Regions from separate parts of the Homo sapiens genome. Here region 1 is linked to region 2. A link is an interaction called in ENCODE POLR2A ChIA-PET data of the cell type or tissue named here. Cell type or tissue: K562. All regions are shown on one strand. Links, peaks and the distances in the headings refer to the core of each region. The heading gives the core; the rest is flanking DNA. Region 1 overlaps LOC105372948 (a long non-coding RNA gene). Region 2 has its middle 20 kb from the start of MIR650.

Region 1 (5,377 bases), core at 163-5,162, 55 kb after region 2:
GTTTCCTCAGCCTGAGCCACAGCTGCCTCAAGGACACCAACCCTGTGGGACACTCCTCTGGGAAAAGCAAACAAGTGCCAAGAGGAGCATCTGAAGCTCTGGTGTGGGAGATGTCCTCCACCCTGGGTCAGGGGAGTCTGGAGGGGATGAGAAGGGACCAGGGGCCTGGGATTGAGCTGTGAAGGGAACCAAAAGGCAGGAGGGACAGGGCAGGGGCTGTCAGCTATGACTCAGGGGAGGTTCCTGGGCCTCAGGATCCTCCCTCTGAGGCCACCAGGGGGCGGGGGTGGCACATGCCTGGACCTGGGAGGTCCCTGCTGGGCTTCACCCTGGGTGGGTCCTAGGAGCTCCTTCCTCCTAAGTCCCCCTAAAGAGACAGAGGCATTCTGGGGTCCTAAATCTGTCATGCCCCCATAAATGCATTTCTACGAGGGCCAATAAATGAACTCCAGGTTTATCCAAGCAGCAGCTTCAGGCGTCTGCAGACACAGAGCGGGGAGGAATTAGCCAACCTGAGGCACCCTAGAAGGGCTGAAGGGGGCTGAAGGGGACTGAAGGGTCCCTGTGGGGCCTGTGGTCCTGGGGAGGGGAGAGCTGGGGTGTCTCCCAGCCACTCTGGGCCCTGTCCTGACACTTCTCCCACAAAGAAGGGAAGGGAAATCCTGGGACCCCACAGCCAGGACCAACCGTGAACCACAGGACAGGAAGGACAGGGACCCCCAAGGCTGGCTCCATTTCCCAGGCACTGTCATGGGCTGAGTCTCAGGAAATCCAAGTCAAGGAGTTTCAATCCCCCTGGCTGAGCCCCACTGTCCAAGGAAACAGAAGTCTACGGGCCCAGGCCCAGGTGAGGGTGGGGTAAGAAGAGGAGCTTAGGATGCAGATTTGCATGGAGGCCCCGCCCTCCTCTGAGGCATCAGGGTAAGACAAGGCTGGGGGCAGGCCCAGTGCTGGGGTCTCAGGAGGCAGCGCTCTGGGGACGTCTCCACCATGGCCTGGGCTCTGCTCCTCCTCACCTCCTCACTCAGGGCACAGGTGACGCCTCCAGGGAAGGGGCCTCGGGGACCCTTGGGCTGATCCTTGGTCTCCTGCTCCTCAGGCTCACCTGGGCCCAGCACTGACTCACTAGAGTGTGTTTCTCCCTCTTTCCAGGCTCTTGGGCCCAGTCTGCCCTGATTCAGCCTCCCTCCGTGTCCGGGTCTCCTGGACAGTCAGTCACCATCTCCTGCACTGGAACCAGCAGTGATGTTGGGAGTTATGACTATGTCTCCTGGTACCAACAGCACCCAGGCACAGTCCCCAAACCCATGATCTACAATGTCAATACTCAGCCCTCAGGGGTCCCTGATCGTTTCTCTGGCTCCAAGTCTGGCAATACGGCCTCCATGACCATCTCTGGACTCCAGGCTGAGGACGAGGCTGATTATTAGTGCTGCTCATATACAAGCAGTGCCACTTAACCACAGTGGTCCAAGTTCTTGGGGAACTGAGACGAAAACCTGCCCTGGGCTCTCAGGCTCCCTTTTTGCTCTGAAGATGTTTCCTCACCCAGTGCAACGGGCTTCCTGAAGCACAGCCTTGAGAATTCTTCTCCCTCAGCAACTCTCTTTTCCCACCATGAAATCCAAAGGAAACCTGCTCTGTGGTTTCTCATCCAGGACAGGGACAGCTTCCTTTTGCTTGTGTGTTGTGGTCCCTGAGTGGGTGCAACTCTTCCTAGCTTTTTAAATTATGGGAGGGTGACAATGAGCTCCCTGACTGGTGCAGTCCCTGCTGTTTTCAGGAACATCCTCATCCTAAATGCATCTGAATCTCCCACTGTGTGCAGACCAATCTGGACAGATGTTATTAGGGGGAGTTTCCAGAAGCCACATCTTACTCAACTCTGTATCCACCACACTCTGGTGAAGATGCTTTTTTGGTGCCCATCCTCTTGGGTAAAGTCCACTCTCTACTCATGACAGCCATGTGTCCCATCTTCTGAACTTGGGAAATTGCCACACCAAACCCTCAGGCTCAGGGCCCACATAGGAGCTCAGAAAGACGCACTGGGAAATGGAGAAGAGATCTGCATCCACCCCTCAGTGGAGAGACACCTAACTAGATAATAAGATAAGGAAGTAGGTTTGCATGATGAGTCTCCCCTTCTTATGATAAGAGAGACCTAGAGACCCCCTTCTCAGGTGTGCGCTCAGAGGCAGAACTCTGAAGCATCTCCACCATGGCCTGGACCCCTTTCCTGCTCACCCTGCTCACTCTCTGCACAGGTGCTGCTTCCCAGGGCTCAACCCCCACAGCACCAGGGAACAGCCTGGCCCTGACTTTCAGCTCATCACGGCAGTGATGCAGGGTATGGCACTCTGAGAATGAGACCCTCATCTTCAGACTCACCTCTCCTGTCCTCGCTTGCAGGTTTTGTGGCCTTCTCTAAGCTGACTCAGCTGCCTGAAGTGTCTGTGGCTTTGGGACAGATGGCCAGGATCACCTGCCATGGAGAGGACTTAGAAAGCTATTATGCACACTGGTACCAACACAAGTCAGTCCAAACCCCTAATCTCATTGTATACAATGATAGAAAGCTGTGCTCAGAGATCACTGAGCGATTCTCTGGTTCCTGCTCAGGGGGAACAGCCACACTGACCATTACTGGGGCTCACGTTGAAGACGAGGCTATTTTTGTTTTTCTGGAGATAAAAACACATTCATAGTGACACAGACAGATAGGGAAGTGAGGCACAAACCCCATCACCATCTGTATCACTCTCTTTCTTAAGCCCCAGGAGTATTGTGGACAAAGTCGTGAGCAGGGTTAGCCCAGCTCAGCTGGATGTGTGACCCCGAGGCACCTTTCACTCTAGTCATCCAGGAAGGCTCTACAGAGGGTGGGTCAGGAGAAAATTTGGGGCTGAAAACTAAGCTGTCCTGGTGTTGTTTAGCTAGGTATGAATTGGCTTAAGATGACCTGACTGGTAGGACAGTCACAGCAAGATAACCATTGAGTAATCATGTTGCCTGGATTTCCTTTTGTTTAATGACCAAACCTAAGGTAGCTCTCTGGTCCAAAATGCCCTGGATTAGTCCCCTGGACTCCTCATTCTTTAACTGAGACCTTTGATCCCAGCTGTCATGGCATCATGATGTCGTGAACAGGGAAGTCCATTGTAATGGCAACTGTGACATCAGGGGTCATTTACCCACTATCTACCCAAGGCCGCAGGGAATCCTTGGCTTCTCACAGCTTTTTCTCACTGGAAAATGCCATTGAGTGCAGAGTACTGTGTCTTCCAAGGATGTGCCCCCTCCATAATGTGGTTTGGGAGCAATGATTGCCTGATGCCTAGATTCCAAAGCCATGCTTTAATTCAGGATGACCTTGAAGTGCCTCCTGCTGAGTGCTCAATTGTAACACATTCCCAGAAGAGCCTCCCACACTTATTTTCTGGGACTATATACCCGAACCCTACTGCATGGAATTCAACCTCTCAGAGTAACTTTCCAAGAAACCCAAAAATTAAAAACTAAACAACAACAAGAAAACAATATAGAGAGAAGAGTATCAAAGAAAAGCAAGTTGTACAAAGAGAGAACTCTGGAGTCTTCAAATATTAATAAGCATCAAGCAGCACATGTGTGGACGGAAACTCCATTTTCAGACAAACAGCAGTCCAAAGACACTCGCGGGAACACTCCACAGAGCATTCTTTCTCTCTCTCTCTCTCTCTCTCTCTCACACACACACACACACACACACACACACACAAACACAAAATATGAATCCTGCTTGTTCCTACAGTCACAGAGGAAAGGCCTGAGTTAAGGAGCATGAGGTCGAATCCTCGGAACAGCTTTGCCTCAGTCCTGGAGAAAATGTCAGCCTAGACAATAGGCTGGTCTGGTCTCAACTAAGTAAGTTAAAAAGCAAGTTTTAAAAAGTACCAAGTTTCCGAGTAATTATACTAAATCCAAGAATAAAAGACCAAATAGACAGAGAAGTGCAAGTATATTCTAAATCCAACAAGGAAAAACTCAAAATGTCTAGCACCTATCAGATTTCCTTGCAAGAACCAAGAAAATACATGCTATAAAAAGCAGAAAAGTTCATCAGTCCAAAGTCTCCCTGAAATTGCACAGATGATAGACTTTGTAGGAAGAATACAAAAGCGATACTTATAACTATCTTCCACTTGCTCAAGAGGGTACGGGATTGATTGAACATGTTAAGTGGAGACACGGTAGACATAAAAAGATCAAAGTTGAACTTACAGAAATTACCTCTAAAATGTCCGCGATAAAAATAAATACATAAATAAATAAGGGCCAGGCATGGTGGCTAATGCCTGTAATCTCAGCATTTTGGGAGATCATGGTAGAAGGATTATTTGAGCCCAGGAGTTTGAGAACAGCCTGGGTGACACAGGGAGACCCTGTCTCTACAAAAAAATAACAAAATCAGATAGATGCATGGTGCACACCCATGGTCCTAGCTACTTAGGAAGTGGTGGAAGAATTGCTTGAGCTCTGTAGGTCAGGATGGCAGTGACCTGTGATCATGCCGCTGAACTTTGGCTTGGGTGATAGAATGACACCGTCTCAAAAAAAAAATGTCTGAGAATAATTGTAGATTAGCTCCCGCAAAATAATAGATTACTGAACCTGAAGATATAACAATGAAGCTCTTCAAAATGAAACACCAAAAAAGAGAAGATAAAAAATTACACTGAGCATCAATGAGTTTTACGACATCTTCAAGGAGCCTTAATTGTATAATTAAATGAACTAAAGGAGACAAGATTGGTGGAGGGAGAGGGAGGGTACAAAAACCACTTAAAGAAATAAGGAAAAACGTGCAAAATTTGGTGAAAACTATAAACTTATGATTTCACATAGTTTAACACAACCCAGACACCCACACACAAACACAAACACACAGACATCATATACACAAAAAAACACACACATAAAGAAAACATCAACACCCGCCATAATCAAATTGCAAAAAAAAAAAAAACAAAAACAAAAACAAAAAAAAACTGTGATGGAGAAATGCTCTTAAAAGCAGCCAGAGAGAAAAGACATGTTTGATGCAGGTGAACACCATAATGATGAGAGTAGCTTTCCCATTAGAAACAATACAAGCAAGAAGGCAGTGGAGGTACATTCATAAAACTTTTTAAAACTTACTACGCACAGCATTGTACATATTCAGTGTAATCCCTATCAAAACACCGATGTCATTCTTCACAGAAATAGAAAAAAAAAATCAATCTTGAAATTTATATGGAATTACAAAAGACACTGAATAGCCAAAGCAATAGTGAGCAAAAAGAATAAAGCTGCAGGTGTCACACCACTTGTTTTCAAAATATGCTACAAGGAT
Region 2 (5,377 bases), core at 222-5,221:
CATCTCCCTGGCTTCAGGTGCTTCTGGAAGGATGTGCTGTTCCCTGAATTACAGACAAACACCCCAATCTCTGCCTCCATGTTCATATGGCATTTTCCCTATGTGTGTCTCTGACCATGTTTCCTCGGTTTTTTGTTTGTTTGTTTTTTGCTGTTGTTGTTTTGTTTTGAGATCGAATCTCGCTCTGTCGCCCAGGCTGGAGTGCAGTGGCATGACCTTGGCTCACTGCAACCTCTGCCTCCCAGGTTCAAGTGATTCTCCTGCCTCAGCCTCCCAAGTAGCTGGGATTACAGATGCCTGCCACCACCTTCAGCTAATTTTCATATTTTTAGTAAAGATGGGGTTTCATCAGGTTGGCCAGGTTGGTCTCGAATTCCTGACCTCAGGTGATCCACCTGCCTCAGCCTCCCAAAGTGCTGGGATTACAAGCCTGAGCCACTGCATTCAGCCATTTCCCCCTTTTATAACAACACCGCTCCTGTTGGATTGGGAGCCCACTCTACTTCAGTATGATGTCATGTTAACCCATTACATCTGTAACCACCCCATTCCCATATAAGATCCCATTTTGAGGTTCTGGGGCTGAGGACTTCAATATCAATTCGGCGGGGGGGAGCCTACAATGTAAATTTGTAACATTGTCTCTGTCATGGGCCAGCTGTCAATATTCCCTGAATATCCAGGATCCACCCATGCTCTCTGGCCATCACCAGAGTGAGCAAATCCCTGACACATGGATAAGAGTTGCTTCCATGGGCTCCCAGCCAGGCTGGAAATTCTTGATTCATGGAATCAAGAATCTTTCTCCAGTGGGTGGGGCTAAATGCAGCTGCCTCCCTGACAGTCTCCCTGGGACACTAGGCTTATCAGCTTTTCTCCTAAAGCTGCAGGTCCTGACTGTCCTGAGCCCCAGCTCTGCTGTGGTCTTTGCATCTTAAGATCTTATTCAACTCGCTTTTGTGCCTCAGTGGACTGACTTACAGGAAAACAGTGGGAGATGCCCCTGCTCTCTCTCCCCAGGGTCTCCTCCCCTCAGTGGCACAAGACCTGCCCTATTGACTGGCAGTCCCCCCATGCCCATCTCAACCTCCACACTGCCCACTGTGCACGGTCACAGGTCACAAACTGATTGTTCACTTTGGGCAGATCACCTTGACAGTTTCTGCAGAACTGGGTGCTTCTTCCCAGAATCAGGAATTTACAAACAAGGCCAGTTCTAGAGATGCAACTGGGAGAGTAATGTGCATCACAGCGAATCTGGACAAGACAAAGTGGTTTTGCTGTAGTTCTCCTGGAACACATTCTGGTGATGTGTCCATCTCCCAGGATAGTCTTAGCAAGTTACATCCAATGCTGCATCAGGACCCACAAGAAAAGGAACTGGCCTGCATGAGTGGCCGGCAGGGTCCTGGGAGGAGACCCTGAGATGCCCAGTGACAGGAGGAGTGGATTCTTAGGTTGGTAAGCGTGTGGAGGAACTGCGAGTGATGTGCTCAGCCAGGTACAGGAGCAGGCGTATTGGTGACCTGTGGCCTCATCTTATCTCAGTTGTCTCTTTAGACCAAACTCCAGGAAATCAGCACATAGAGACTTCTGTCTGTCTCCGAGATCATCGCAGGACTTCACACGTCTTTTCTATTTATAATACAACATCATGTTGTGATTGAATTACTTTCATCACAGCCTCAACAGTCCTAGGTCTGAAAACTAATACATATACTTAGAATATTAATTAAGGAATACTTTCTTGTCAATTATGTTTATTAAATTAAAAGACTTCAGTATCTAGTGTTACAGCTGTCCTAATTCAACAGCCTTGACCTTCTTAGAAATAAAATCCTGATCCCAAATTTTTCTGGGGATATGACTGGCACAAGGAGCCAAGCAGACATCTGGATGTCCCAGTGTCACTGCTGACATGTGCTTTTTTGTTATCTGTCATGGGGTGAACAGAGGAAGTGTCCCTACCTCTGTCCACAGAACCCATCAAAGACAGTGCACCTGATTAAAGAAGAGAGGGTTGTGATCAGAGGGGTCCGGGGTCCTGGGATGAGGTGGGAGGAGGAGACTCATGGGAAGAAAGGAAGCAGGGCAGGAAGAAGCTGAAGTTCAGGCTCTGAGGTGCATCTCCTGCATGGAATCTTGACTCCACTCACTTCTGTCATTGTGTAATCTTTCAATGTTGGTTCTGTCATCAGTAAACTTGAGGAGAGGTTATGCCATAAGCATAGGGCTGAGGAAGGGTTATTATAAATATCCAGTCATGGTTGTGCCTATAAAACACTCACCAAAGACTCTGAATATATTAAGGTCTCATAAGTAGTTGTTTTGCATAATCTAGTGATACATGGAGGATGGCATTCCTCCTGTGGACAGCAGGAGGCACTGTGGGTGTATTGTTTGGGGATGCTAATAGCTCCAAGTCCCCCAGTAGAGCTCACGTGCAAAGGGTGTGACTGATGTTTCCTTTCAGGTCCAGTCTTTTTGAGTACAATCCACTCTCCACTCCTGACACCCACTTGGCCCTTCTCCTGCCTTTGAGAAATGACTACCCTGAGGCCATCAGCTCCAGGGCTCAGCTATGAGCTCAGACAGACACGCTTGGGAATAGAGAACAGATTTGGATTCAATGCTCCTTCCTTCTTGAGCTTCAAGAAGAGGATAAGATAGGAGCTGGTTGTGTCCAGGCTCCACTGGGCAGCCTCGATCAGAGCTCTCGGAAGTGCCTCCCACCACGGCCTGTGTCTCCTTCTACCTCCTGCCCTTCATATTCTCCACAGGTTGGAGCATCCAGAGAATTCAGGGAAACCCTTTCACTGCTATTTCCCCCCAGCACTGGTCCTCAGTGGCATTCTTTCCAGTTCTCCTGTGCATTCAGCATCATTCATGAAATTATATGTTTCCAGGTCTCTGTGCTCTGTCTGTGCTGACCCAGCCCCCGTCTGCATCTGCCTGGCTGTGAGCCTCAGCCAAGGTCACCTACACCAGTGAATAGTATCAACAGAGACCAAGGAGGTCCCCCTAGTGTATAATGGAGGTTAAGAGTAATGGCAGCAACAGCAAGGGGAACAGGATCCCCAGTCACTTATTGGGCTCCAGCCCTGGGGCTGAATGCTACTTAATTATCTTCAACCTCCAATCTGAGGATGAGGCCGAGTATCACTGTGGAGAGAGCCACATGTTTGATGGTGAGGATGGGTGAGCCACAGTGACACAGACCAAGAAGTGAGGCCAAAACATACCCCCTCCCCTTCCTCTTCAAGGACTGAGAGTGAGAAGCCCTATGTCATCTCCATTGACCCTGAGAATGTTGACTCTCCCCCTTTCAAATTTCATCATCCCAGATGTCCTCCCTCAAGACACCCTTAGGCAGAGGCAGATGCAGGCCATGATTGAGGCCATTTTGATAAGTCATCAATCTGTTTCCACCACACCAGCCTGTGGGGACTACACTGGGAGAGACCAGAACAGCCCAGGCAGGAAAACGGCCCTGAGAGAGGGGTCGGGCTGAGATGACTGCATCCAGTGAGTGCCATTGCACCCTGCACCCCTGCCTCAGGGGACTGTCATGGGGCTCTGCCTGAGGAGGCAACATGGATCTTGACATGTCCCCAGCCATTTATGAGAACTGTAGTTGTGTGCATCCTCATTAACACTCAATATTATTGTCAGTTTTTGTTTAAAGCCACTCTAATAGATCTGTAGCGATTCTTATTAATTTTTTAACTTGTATTTTCTTAGCAACATCAGGCTGAGCATCTTTTCAGGTGCTTGTTATCTGTATATCTTCTTTGGTGAAAAGCTTAATCAAATCTTGGTCTATTTTTAAAATTCACTTTTCCCCATATTCCCCTTCATGCAGTATTTTTCAAAAATGGTGAATAAATGAAAGTTTTGCTGACATTTAAAAACTCACAGAATTGTTCACCACCAGACTGTTGCTATTAGAAGGGTAAAGGATATCCCTAGACAGAAGGAAAGTGATGTCACATTGAAATGTGAATTTACACAAAAAAGTGAAAACATCAGGCTGGGCCCAGTGGCTCATGTCTGTAATTTCAGCACTTTGGGAGACTGAGGCAGGAGTATTGCTTGAGCACAGGAGTTTGAGGCTGATGTGAGGTATGATCATACCACTGCAGTCCAGCCTGGGCAACATATTAAGAATCTGTCTCTATTAAAAAAAAAAAAAGGAAATAAAAAAATTAAATATCAGGTACAGTAACTACATAGATACTTGTGAAAACCTCTGTATTATGTTAATGCCAATAAAATACAGTTCACTGATCAAAGATAAATTAATAAAATACATTGTGATTTATAATGAAAATAAAGGCAAATTATATGACAAAGACAGCACAAAATCTGTGGTGGGTGAAGAACATGTTATCAAGGTCTCATATGGGAATGTGTAACAACTGCAGGTAGATTTTCATAAGATCTCTATATACATAAACCTTAAAGTAGTCATTAAATCAAACCTTTTGATCAAAAAAGAATTAGAGCGAATAAGCTACATTAGGGTTATCCACAGAAACAAAATTGGTAAGATATATATGTGTGTATAACATACATATGTGTATATACACATGCATGTATGTGAGCATATCGAGAGAGAGAGAGAAACTTAAAAGAAGAAATTGGTTCATAGGATTGTCCTGTCTGACAAGGATAAAAATCTCTTGGGCAGGCTGAAGGCTGGAAATGCAGGTAAGAGTTGATGTTGCGTCCTGAGCCTGAATTCAGCAATACAGGACTTAAGAAATCCTCACTCTTTGCTCTAAACACCTAAACACTTTCTTTTTTTTTTTTTTTTTTTTTGTGAGACAGAGTCTCACTCTGTCACCCAGGCTGGGTTACAGTGGTGTGATCTCAGCTCACTGCAATCGCCACCTCCCAGCTTCAAGTGATTCTTGTGCCTCATCCTCCCAGGTAGCTGGGATTACAGGTGTGCACCATCACATCCACCTAATTTTTGTATTTTTAGTAGAGACCGGCTTTCTCCATGATGACCAGGCTGGTCTCGAACTCCTGGCCTCAAGTGATCCTCCTGCCTCCTTGGCCTCCCAAAGTGCTGGGATTACAGGTGTGAGCCACCAGGCCTGGCCTGCTCTATACACTTTCTACTCATGAATGAGGCCCACCGCATTGTGATGAGTAATCTGCTTATACAAAGTCTACTGAGTTAAATGTGAGTCACATCTGGAAAATATCTTCACATAAACTTCTATGTTTGTACTGGACAAAATCAACCTGGAACCACATCCTAGTCAATGTGCCACTTAAAATTAACCATCACTTAAGCCGGCATGAAGATAGAAAGGAACCATTTTTTAAAGCAATCAAAAACAGAGACAGAGAAAGGGAAAGAAAAACA

What was found. Peaks named below come from ENCODE experiments on the same cell type or tissue, not always from the same donor. Only the 100,000 strongest peaks of a DNase experiment are listed, where the experiment ranks them.
Region 1: POLR2A ChIA-PET joins it to region 2 with 5 read pairs; 7 of 35 experiments call an interaction of 5 or more read pairs at or near these places.

The regions. Positions count from the first base shown.
Region 1 is chr22:22,855,600-22,860,976 of GRCh38, forward strand. All of the region lies in intron 2 of LOC105372948 (a long non-coding RNA gene), which reads right to left. It also overlaps IGL, the pseudogene IGLV2-5 and the pseudogene IGLV3-4. Among named protein-coding and RNA genes, the nearest start is that of MIR5571, 28 kb to the right of the region's middle. In K562, for the core only: no CTCF peak of the experiment used is centred there; DNase peaks (open chromatin) are centred at 262, 731, 2,922, 2,989 and 4 weaker places; H3K27me3 peaks cover 1,458 bases.
Region 2 is chr22:22,800,159-22,805,535 of GRCh38, forward strand. It overlaps IGL. Among named protein-coding and RNA genes, the nearest start is that of MIR650, 20 kb to the right of the region's middle. In K562, for the core only: no CTCF peak of the experiment used is centred there; DNase peaks (open chromatin) are centred at 2,403 and 3,527; H3K27me3 peaks cover 2,238 bases.